Linked DNA regions of Homo sapiens: region 2 is linked to region 1. The links are chromatin contacts, found by Hi-C or POLR2A ChIA-PET in ENCODE. All regions are on one chromosome and are shown on one strand. Each heading gives the region's core, a stretch centred on a gene start or an enhancer-like site at or near the end of the contact. The rest is flanking DNA. Distances are from core to core; before and after follow the strand shown.

What was found. Hi-C counts contacts between places; a loop is a spot of excess contacts on that map. ChIA-PET counts read pairs that join two places held with the same protein, here RNA polymerase II (POLR2A). Pooled maps may share reads with other maps.
Region 2: a loop to region 1 is called in a pooled map, with 8 times the contacts of the local background. The contact joins the promoter of LINC01970 here to the promoter of RNF213 in region 1. A Hi-C loop is called at or near these places in 1 of 37 single-sample maps with no recorded cell type and 5 of 50 pooled maps. POLR2A ChIA-PET finds 5 or more read pairs at or near these places in 1 of 52 experiments (activated CD4-positive, alpha-beta T cell).

What each region holds. Positions count from the first base shown.
Region 1 is chr17:80,259,387-80,264,878 of GRCh38, reverse strand. It overlaps RNF213 (ring finger protein 213), which reads right to left and starts at 4,027. Exons shown (of 68, transcript NM_001256071.3): 1 at 3,977-4,027; 2 at 1,101-1,305. The coding sequence starts at 1,197. RefSeq lists enhancers at 852-1,408, 1,147-1,436 and silencers at 1,358-1,575, 3,150-3,289, 3,670-4,019, 4,299-4,648.
Region 2 is chr17:82,290,248-82,295,547 of GRCh38, reverse strand. LINC01970 (long intergenic non-protein coding RNA 1970) reads left to right here and starts at 2,734. Exons shown (of 2, transcript NR_135639.1): 1 at 2,734-3,025; 2 at 3,985-5,300. RefSeq lists an enhancer at 1,933-2,042 and silencers at 2,799-3,048, 3,089-3,138.

The DNA of each region.
Region 1 (5,492 bases), core at 2,778-5,277:
CAGGAAGGGCCAGAAGGTGGTGGGCTCTGGGGACAGGAGAGGGAGCCAAGAGGAATGGGGTGGGCAGCCGTCTATGTAGGACCTCGTGGCCACCGTAAGGGCTCCTGCTTGTCCTGAGTTACAGCGGGGGCAGGGGCGGATCTTGTAAGGGGGTCTGTGGTTTGACTGTCTGCTGTGCTGAGCAGGAAGCAGGAAGGCAGCATGCAGCGTGGAGGCGGGGAGACCAGCAGGGCCCTCTGCATGTGGGTCATGGAGGAAGGAGAGGGCCCCGGGGTGATGGGTCCGATAGAAGCAGCTGGAAGAATGAGGTGCCCTCACCAGTGGAGGTGGGGCTGGGCTTTGGACACAGAAAGGCTGAAGGTCTGGGGGCTGCTAGTTTTAGGGTTGGTGTTTAAAACCCGGGAGGAGGGGAACCAGTCTGAGGCCCCAGAAGCCAACAAAATTGAGAATGGACTCAAGATGCTCAGCAGGCAAGGCCCGCCTGACACTGCCCCGCTCCTGTCTCTCCACTGGCCTCCCGAGCCAGGGAGGTGCCTGGACAGGTCCTGGGGCCCCCTCACGGCCCCTCAAAAACTAACCCAGGCAGAGCTCTCAACCCCTGCAGAGCCTCAAACTCTGCTTCCCTGCAGCATTCTCTGAAACTCTCTATGAAGCCCTCAGCTCAGCCCGACACTTCTCATTCCCAAGGGGAAGAAAAACCGTGAGCTCTCTCTAGGAAATGAAACTGAAAATTTTCAAAAGCAGGAACCTCCAGCAAAGACCCCGACAAAACTTCTTGTTTTGTCCTCTCCCTGCCCTGGCCCTGCCCTCTCCTCCCACTCGGGTGGGCTCACTCAGGCCGGGCCTGAACGAGGGACGGAAGCACTGGGTGGTGGTCCCCTGGCTTGACCTGTGTGGGAGACTAATCTATGCCACCCCAAAACAGACTCTGTGGTCACTTTTGAGATGGCTATTCAGAGCCACAGAGCCTCAGTAGCCACAGAGGACCTCGGCCCCACCTGAGCTGCCTGCTGCCCAGGGTTTCCATTTCCTGGAAGGGAGGTGAGACATCTCCAGGGGTCCCCACTGCCCCAGCCTCCACCAGCACCCCTGGGCCTCACCTGCTATGGGGGCTGCAGGAGGCAGCCTCTCTCCGCACTGGCTGCAGAACTTGGGGGTTTCCTCCTTGGAGACATGCTGGCACGAAGGACACTCCATGGGTCCTGCTGGGACTGCCCTGCAGATCCAGAAGCAAGAGCAGGAGTCGCTGGCAGCCTGCTATATACTACATGTCCTGTCACGTGACCACGGCTTCAGTTTCATTTTCTGCGAAAGTGAAATCACAGCAGCCCAGCTGGTCCCCTGGTTAATGGAAACCCAACAGGAGCACAGCCCAAGCCCAGCCCCTCCCCGCTCTGTGCTGCCCCCTTGGCTCTCAAGCTTTTGCAGTCTCTGCCCTGGTCCCTCATTCAGCCAGCCTAGAACCATCCCTGCTGCTGAGAACATGGGTTGGGCTGGGTGGGGATAGGGGATGCTCCAGGCAGGCGTGGGGCAGCCACGTGCTGTTCGGCAGGGTCCCACGGCCTGCCCTGAGCAAGGCGCTCAGCCTGCTGATGCCTCACCCTCCTCATCCTCTTAAGGGGACTAAAGCACCTGCCCCACAGGTGATGGGGCCTGAGCAGGCAGCCCAGGGCTACTGGGCTGGCAGTCAGATTCCTAGTAATGGGGGGAGGCTGCCATCCACAAAGCGCGCCACTCTGCACTGACCACCTGCCCTCAGAACAGCCTCTGCGGTGGATGGCATCAAACCAGACCAAGGCCAGGACTCAGGCCTCCGGGGTCACTTCTTGCATCCAGGGTGAGAGTGGAGATGGCGTTTGGGCGCTTGGCCACCTAACAGTGGAGGACCTGACTCTCTCCCTCCCCAGTAAGAAGCCTCAGGGCACACTGGCCCACCCACCACCTTCTTCTGCTGGCTTGGAACCAAAGAACTCCACTGGGGCAGTGGCTGGAGCGGCAGCTGACTGGTGCCTTCAGCAGCCAGGAGGACACTCAGGCCCCCTCCCTGCCCTGGCCCTGCCCTCTCCTCCCACTGGGGTGGGCTCACTCAGGCTGGGCCTGAACGAGGGACGGAGGCACTGGGTGGGGTTCCCTGGCTTGACCTGTGTGGGAGACTAATCTATGCCACCCCAAAACAGATTCTGTGGTCAATTTTGAGATGGCTATTCAGAGCAACCACATACTCAGGAGTTCTGGGAAGCTATCCTTTTGTAAAAGGCTATAAAGGAAATCCACACCATGAAACAGCAGAATGGAGCAGAAGCTCTCTCTGAGGCCCCATTATCTGCCTAGAGGGATCTAGGAACGGTCCCAGGGACACACAAGAGGAGTGCCTGCGGCCTCGCCAGTTCCTCTGAGAGCAGCTCTGAGATCACCTGAGTGATTATCTGCACAACAAGACAACCCTGCACACCTCCCCTCTCCAGCCCCAAGCCCCTGTCCCAATGCCATAAAAACATCAATCATCTGTCTTCTGCAGTCTTCTCTTTGATGAGGTTCCCAATAGGTGTATGGGACAATTTGCATCCCTTTTCTCCAGGTCTGCTGCCCTTTTATTCCAGAGACTAAAATTATCTCTCCTTCAGAGTAGAAGGAGAGTTTAAAACTCCCCTACCCCTGCCACAGCCAAGCCCTGGCTCCCACCGTACCTCCTCCCCTCCACACTCTACCTGAAACAACCACCAGTGGACACTCCCTCCCTCAAACACCTTCAATGACTCCCCACCGCCCAGGCCTCTTTCTTTCCACCCGAAGTGTTTCCTTCTCCAATGCTACACTGGGGAACCACAGACCAGAAAACTCGAAAAATCCTCCAAAAAGCATTTTTTGTTTGTTTGACAGTTTCACCCAGGCTGGAGTACAGTGGGCAATCTCAGCTCACTGCAACCTCCGCCTCCCGGGCTCTAGCGATTCTCCCGCCTCAGTCTCCCAAGTAGGTGGAGTTACAGGCATGCGCCACCACACCCGGCTAATTTTTTGTGTTTTTAGTAGAAACGGGGTTTCATGTTGGCCAGGCTGGTCTCGAACTCCCGACCTCAGGTGACCCACCCGCCTTGGCCTCCCAAAGTTTTGGGATTACAGGCATTAGCCACTGCGCCCGGCCCCCTAAAGCATCTTATTGTTCCATCTGCTCTAGGGGCCGGAAGACACAAGAGAGAGCCCCAGGCACCCAACACTGTTGCATTCAATCCGCTTCCTGTCTTTTCTCTGACATTTTTTCCCAAGCACAGACACTGCCACCCAAATCAAAGCCCATCCCCCAACCACAACCAAAGTCAACAAGGTGGGGGCAGGGAAGGGCCACCACCATGTTTGCACAGCTCCTTCCCCTCCCGCCCTGGACTCCCCCAGGGCCCGGCCCGCCGGCTTGCAGGCAGCCATCCGGGAGGGGTGCCCACCCTGGCCTTGAGCCCCGCGCTCGGGCGACTTCGCCAAGTCGGAAGGACGCTGCGCGGTGCGGTTCAGACGGGGCGATGCCTCCCTCGTAAAAGTTAGGAGTCTGTTTTTGCAACTTCACTTTTCCGTTGTTGCCATTCGTACAGGCGCAGGATTCCCGGGCGGACCTGCAGGCCCGGGTCCGGCTGTCCCCTTCCACTACACCCCCCGTGCCCCGGCCACTTCCCGGGGGCAGCACTGCCGGGGCGCAAAGCCTCCTCCGCGCTCTGCGCTCCGGGGATGTCGCCGGGGTCCCAGGCGTGCCCGCTGCCCCCACCCCGACCCCTCCCGCAGCCGGGGAACAGGGTCAGTGGGCGCCGCGGGCGGGGCTGGACCGGGCACCCCGGCGGCGAAACCGAAACTTGGAGCCGGCAGGAAGAGGCGGCCGGGAGGGGCATCCGGACGCAGGCGCCGCTCCCCGGGACCCGGCCCGCCGGCCCGCGGGGCCCACTGTATCCTAGCCCGCTCCCCGCCCCGGGAGACTCTCCAGGCCCGCTCGCACCTGCGGCCCCCGAGCTCGCCGCCTGCCGCGCGCTGTCGCCCCTCGGGTCACGGGGCCCTGGGCCCCGCCCTGCCCGCCGCCGCCGCCGCCGGCCCCGCCCTGCCCGCCGCCGCCGCCGCCGGCCCCGCCCTGCCCGCCGCCGCCGCCGCCGGCCCCGCCCTGCCCGCCGCCGCCGCCGCCGGCCCCGCCCTGCCCGCCGCCGCCGCCGCCGGCCCCGCCCTGCCCGCCGCCGCCGCCGCCGGCCCCGCCCTGCCCGCCGCCGCCGCCGCCGGCCCCGCCCTGCCCGCCGCCGCCGCCGCCGGCCCCGCCCTGCCCGCCGCCGCCGCCGCCGGCCCCGCCCTGCCCGCCGCCGCCGCCGCCGGCCCCGCCCTGCCCGCCGCCGCCGCCGGCCCCGCGCAGGCGTGTGCGGAATTCCCCGCCGGTGGCGCCTCCCAGTGACTCCGGGCCCCCAGCCCCCGGGAGGCGCCTCGGGCCGCTGCGCGCCGGGTACAGACGCGGGAGGGGCCTCGGTTCCCGCCAGGCGTGGGGCGCATGCGGGTCTCCCGGAAGCCCAGACCCCGGGCAGGCCCGAGCAGCCGAGTGGGGCGGGACAGGCGCGCCCCCCGCCCCGGCGCCCAGCACCTCGGACAGTGTCTGCGGCCGCGCAGAGCCGGCGGCCAGCCTGGGAGCGGCCCAGAGGGCGCCCGGCGGGTGCAGTGGACGTCGTCAGCGCGCCGCGTGGGGGCCTTTGCAGATTAAGGGACCTCCGCGGCCCCGCGCGGAGCGCTCTGTCACTGATGATGGAGGGGCCACGGCGGTCCGCACCATCCCCCGTGCCTCAGTTTTCCCATCTGTGAGGCTCATGGTGTGACCAGGGACCTCCGTTTTAAAATCACCCACTTTCTTTTTCTTCCTTCTCCTCTCACCCCTTCATCCCGTCCCTCTCTGGACACTGCGCCCCTCTGCGCATTCCAGAGGGGACCCTCATCCTGAAACAATTCCCGGCGCGGAACCCCAGCTGAATGCTCCTGCTTGGGGCGGGGGGTCGCCAACAATTAGTCCAACATCCTCGACAGCCACCCCTCCTAACCGACAACTGCCCACGACAGCCATGGGAACAAGACACAGACCCTGCCCTTACCCCACTCCCCACGGTGCCCACGGCAAGTTTCCCTAGAAGAACTCGATGGCAGCCTGGGCAACATAGAGAGACCCCATCTCTACAAAAAAAATCATTTAAAAAAATTAGCTGGGCGTGGTGGTGCACCTGAAGAGGCTGAGGCAAGAGGATCGTTTGAGCCCAGGGAGCTCCAGGCTGCAGTGAGTCGTGATCATACCACTGCACTCCAGCCTGGATGACAAAGTGAGATCTTGCCTCAAAAACTAACAAACACACAAAACCTGAGGATAAATTTTTAATTTTAGGGTGGCACTTTATTTATTGTTTGTTTGTTTTTTGGAGACAGTCTCACTCTATACCCCAGGCTGGAGTGCAGTGGCGTGATCTTGGCTCACTGCAAACTCCACCTCCCAGTTC
Region 2 (5,300 bases), core at 1,485-3,984, 2.0 Mb before region 1:
ACTGAGCCAGGCACAGAAAGACAAATCTGCATGATCCCACTGATATACATGTGGAGTGCAAAAAAGTGGAATTAGTAGGAGAGTAGAATGGTGGTTACCAGGCTGGGTAAGGGGGCTCACGTCTGTAATCCCAGCACTTCGGGAGGCTGAGGCGAGCGGATCACCTGCGGTCAGGAGTTCGAGACCAGCCTGGCCAACGTAGTGAAACCCCATCTCTACTAAAAGTACAAAAATTGGCCGGGCGTGCTGGTGCACACCTGTAATCCCAGCTACTCAGGAAGCTGAGGCAGGAGAATCACTGGAACCCAGGAGGTGGAGGTTGCAGCAAGCCAAGATCACGCCATTGCACTCCAGCCTGGGTGTCAAGAGTGAGACTCCGTCTCAAAAAAAATAAATAAAACGGCTACAACACATACACACACACACACACACACACACACACACACACACACACACACGCTGGCATTACCAAGTGCTGTGAGGATGTGGAGGAAATGGAAGACTCAGACTCCACTACTAATATGGAAGCAGCCAGTGGGGAAATCTGGCAACTTCTCATAAAACCAAACATACTCCTTTCCTTTGACCCATTCCTCAGTATCTGCCCAGAGAAATAAAAACATGTCCACACAAAGACTTCAAAAAGAAAGTCAACAGCAACTTTATTCGTGATCGCCAATAGCCAGACACAGCTCCAAGTGTCCATGAATACAGCAGATAAACACACCGGTGTGTTTACACTGGACTGCTTGGCAATCAAAAGAACAAACTCCTGAGACATGAAACAACACAGAAGAATCTCCAGAAACATGACGCTAAGGGAAAGACGCCTTACACAAGGACATGTACCCAATGATCCATTAGTATGAACTCTTAGAACAGGCGGAAGCATAGTGGAGAAATCAGCACAGGTGGCATGGTAGCAGTGGACATAGAATGGAAAGGGGCATAAGAGAATTTTCTGGGGTGAGGGACGTGTTCTATTTGTCTTGATGGCATCTTCGGTTACACTACTGTATTTGTTAAAACTCAGCAAAAGGAGGCTGGGCATGGTGGCTCACGCCTGTAATCCCAGTCCTTTCAGGAGGGTGAGGCAGGAGGATCGCTTGAGGCCAAGAATTTGAGGTTACAGTGAGCCATGATCACGCACTGCACTCCAGCCTGGGCCATAGAGCAAGTACTGCCTTTAAAACAAATAACCTCAGCCAATGTATAATTAAGTTTGTGCACTTCATTACAAACTTAACATTAAAAAACTACAAAAATCATATGCTAGTGGTATGCACGCTGTTTTGGCGGTGATGGATACTGACATTTGCAATTTAATACTGTAACTAACATCGTTTTACTACAACAGCGTAATAATATAACGAGCACCTGCAAGCCCCCCTCCAACAGCAAAACCAGGTATTTCCAGTGACTTAGATCTACTCGTGTGCTTATCCTGTCCCAGTCCCCAGAATGTGCAGCACGTTCTTGCCTTACGAGGATTCCCCCCATGCGTATATACCTAAGTCATATGTTTTATTTATTTATTTTGAGACGGAGTCTCGCTCTGTCTCCCAGGCTGGAGTGTAGTGGTGCAACCGCGGTTCACTGCAACCTCCGCCTCCCAGGTTCAAGCGGTTTTCCTGCCTCAGCCTCCCGAGTAGCTGGGATTACAGGCGCCCATCACGACGCCCGGCCTAAGTCATCCGTTTTACAGCTTCATGTTGATCTGCCTGACGAGATGGGCTGATGCAGGGACAGGCGAGGCCGTGAGCGCGCACACAGTCGCTTTCACCGCAGAATCCAGGCGGTGCTCATCGCAAAATCATTCCGACCTTGCCAGATGTTTGACGTTCTTCATTAAACAAAAACCCCTGAGCAGAACGCCAGGGGCCTGCGCGAAGGCGGGGTCGGGGGAGCTGTTTGGGTCTTTTTTATTTTTCATCCTGGTGACCAGCAATCTGGTCCGCGGTGCCCAAGTTCTCTGCAGCCGGCCTCAGGCCTGATCCAGGCGGTGCCCCGGGCGGGGCCCACAGCCCTGAACCCGCCCCTCCCTCCCCGCAGCCCCGCAGCCCGCGCCCTCCCCTCCCCTCCCCGCCCTCTCCTCCCCTCCCCTCCCCTTCCCTCCTTCCCCCACCCTCCCCTCCCCTCCTTCCCCCACCCTCCCCTCCCTCCCCCCGTCCCCTCCCTCCCCCCGTCCCCTCTCCTTCCCGCCCTCCTCTCCGCACCCTCTCTCCTCCCCGCCCTCCCCTCCCCGCGCCCTCCCCTCCCCGCGCCCTCCACTCCCCTGCCCGCGCCCTCTCTCCTCCCCGCCCTCCCCTCCCCTTGCCCTCCTCTTCCCTCCTCTTCCCTCCTTCCCTCCTCGCAGCCCCAAAACCCGCGACCCCTCTCCGACCCCTCCCGGCGCCCTCCCCTCCCCGCACCACCGCACCTTCCCATCTCCCACCCTTCCCAACGCCCGCCTCGGCAGGGATGCGGCCCTAAGACTTGCAGGAAGCGCGGGTTCGACCCCGGCGCCCTAGCAACCCCTGCCCTCGCCGCTCTAGAGAGCGGGTCTCCTGGCCGGGCCCTCCTGGGTCTCCGTAGCCGCGATCGCCAGACGCGGCGAGCGGAAGGGCCCAGCCCCGCCCTCTCCGGGCACATGACTCGGGCCTGGCCATTCACAGTGCAGCATCGTCCAGCCTTAGTGATTGGGCCATCGGAGAGCACGTGACAACAGCTAGGCCAATTAGAGCTAGGCCAATTAGAGACCACCCGTTTCTATTTATGGTGGAGCCGGCGATCGGCGTGCGGTTGGAAGTGGTGTCCCTGAGGCACCTGCTCGCCCTTTTCCTGCGCCTCCGCAACGTCGGCTGCGAATGAGTCTCCTAAAGGACGCCCGGGAGGATCGGAAACAGCCGAGTCCCGGCGCGGGCAGTGTCCTGCGCTCCTCCCCGGGGTCTGGCCGGGGTGGGCCCGAGGCCCCCGGGCCCCCGGTTACCGCCGCGGGCGCGTCTGCGTCCTGACCCGGAGGGACCCGCGGGCCGGGCCGTACCAGGTGGCGCTGGGGTTAGGGTTGCCGCCACGGAAGCCCAGCTCTGTGGACGCCTGCAGGGCGCCCTCACCGCCCGGGACGGGGGACCCAGCCCAGCCGCAGGGGAAGGACTGGGGCTCGCGGGGACGGAGGGCGGTTAGGATTGCTGGATACAACACGGAACGCCCAATTAACGTTTTTGTTTAACGTGTTTTTTGTAGAGATGGGGTCTCGCTATGTTGCCCAGGCTGGTCTTGAACTCCTGGCCTCAAGCGATCCTCCCGCCTCGGCCTCCAGAGTAGCTGGGACTAGAGGCCTGAGACAGCACGCCCGGCTCAGTTAAGATTTTAAAACAGATTTGTTGAAATATAATGCACTTACTGTGAAATTCACTTATTGAAAGCTTATGGCTTTGCCGTATATTCGGAGATGGGCGGCCATGCTCACTATCTCATGTGACACCGTTTCTGTTGCCCCAGAAAGAAACCCCGTGCCCATGAGCGTTCACTCCCCACCCTGCCCACGGCCCAGCAAATCTGCTTCAGCCCCTATAGATTTACCTCTACCGCGTTGGGCATGTACTAAAAATTGTTTATCTGAAGTACAGATTTATCGGCATCCCATATTTTTATTTGCTAATTCTGGCCATCCTAAAGGTGGCATCGCTCGCTCTGACCAAGGAAGCCTCAAGCAGGCAGGCACGAGAGTCCATCCCTAGCCCTGCCTGGCCCCTCAGAGCCCATCCCTGGCCCTGCCTGGCTCCTCAGAGCTGTCCCTGGCAGGCTCCGGGCTCAGGTGCGCTGCCAGGAGGGGGGCAGTGAGGGCTGTTTTAGGTATAACAATCCTGGATATTTCCTGAGTATCTTGTCCGAATGGTTCCTCTTTCTGTATTTTCTAGCTTCCTCTGTATATTTAAAAATGGTCTTATTGGTGTGTTTCTTCACGACATTTCAATTTTTTGTTATCATTTCCCACAATTTCAGTGATGCAAGATGGTCCTTTCTGAGCAGAGCTCCCCTCGCTCAGTGCTCCTTTGTTTCACGTAGAAGATCTTCTTGAGGGGACTGTGTGGCCAGTGCAGCCCAGGCCTCCCCACCCTGCACCGTTCAACAGAAGAGCAGCTGACGCAGGGGGCCCTCAACATGCTCACCCAAAAGTCAGCGAGATTCTGCACCGGCCCACTAGCCTTCCAATTGTAAACTAAAAATAAAATCTTGGCCAGGCACGGTGGCTCATGCCTGTAATCCCCGCACTTTGGGAGGCAGAGGCAGGTGGATCACCCTGAGGTCAGGGGTTCGAGACCAGCCTGGCCAACATGGCAAAACCCCGTCTCTACTAAAAATACATAAAAATTAGCCAGGCGTGGTGGCACACACCTGTAATTCCAGCTACTCGGGAGGCTGAGGCAGGAAAATCGCTTGAACCTGGGAGGCAGAGGTTGCAGTGACCTGAGATCGTGCCACTGCACTCCAGCCTGGGTGACAATGAGACTCCATCTCAAAAAAAAAAAAGAAAAAAAAATCCTAAGCCCCCCAACTACTGAAAAGACCCCTCTTGGCCAAGGGGTCCCAGAGACACCTTAAAAACTGAGTTTCCAGCCAGACGTGGTGGCTCACACCTGTAATCCCAGCATTTTGGGAGGCCAAGGCGGGTGGATCACCTGAGGTCAGGAGTTCGAGACCAGCCTGGCCAACATGGCAAAACCCCGTCTCTACTAAAAATACAAAAAAATTAGCCAGGTGTGGTGGTGGATGCTTGTAATTTCAGCGACTCTGGAGGCTGAGGCAGGAAAATTGCTTGAATCTGTTTCAGTGAGCCAAGATCGTACCACTGCACTCCAGCCTGGGCAACAGAGTGAGACTCCATCTCAAAAAAAAAAGCCAAAAAACTGAGTTTCCAGCCGTGACGGGATGGTAGGTCAGAGGCACCTCATTCTACCCCCTCCCTTGTGTGGTTTAGACAGAATTGACCGGTGTTCATGTTAAAATAGAGATCATAAGACTAAGAACAGGCTCTGTGGCAATAAAATACCAAATTATAAACAGGACCTCAGGCCAGGCCTGGTGAAAGTAAGTCGTGCATCCCTGCACGTGAAGAATCAACTCTGTTCTAAAGGCCGCAGGTTTCTCTTTTTCTGTAGCAGCTAAACAAGCACTAGCCTCAAGATAAGCAGCATTGAAACAACCGCAGCTCCTCCCCCTGCCGACCCTGGCCCCACACCCCTGCTCCACCAGCCGTAACTAGAGCTTTCCTTGGACAAGAGACTCGTTTCAGTAACTTTTCCCTGATAAGAGACCCT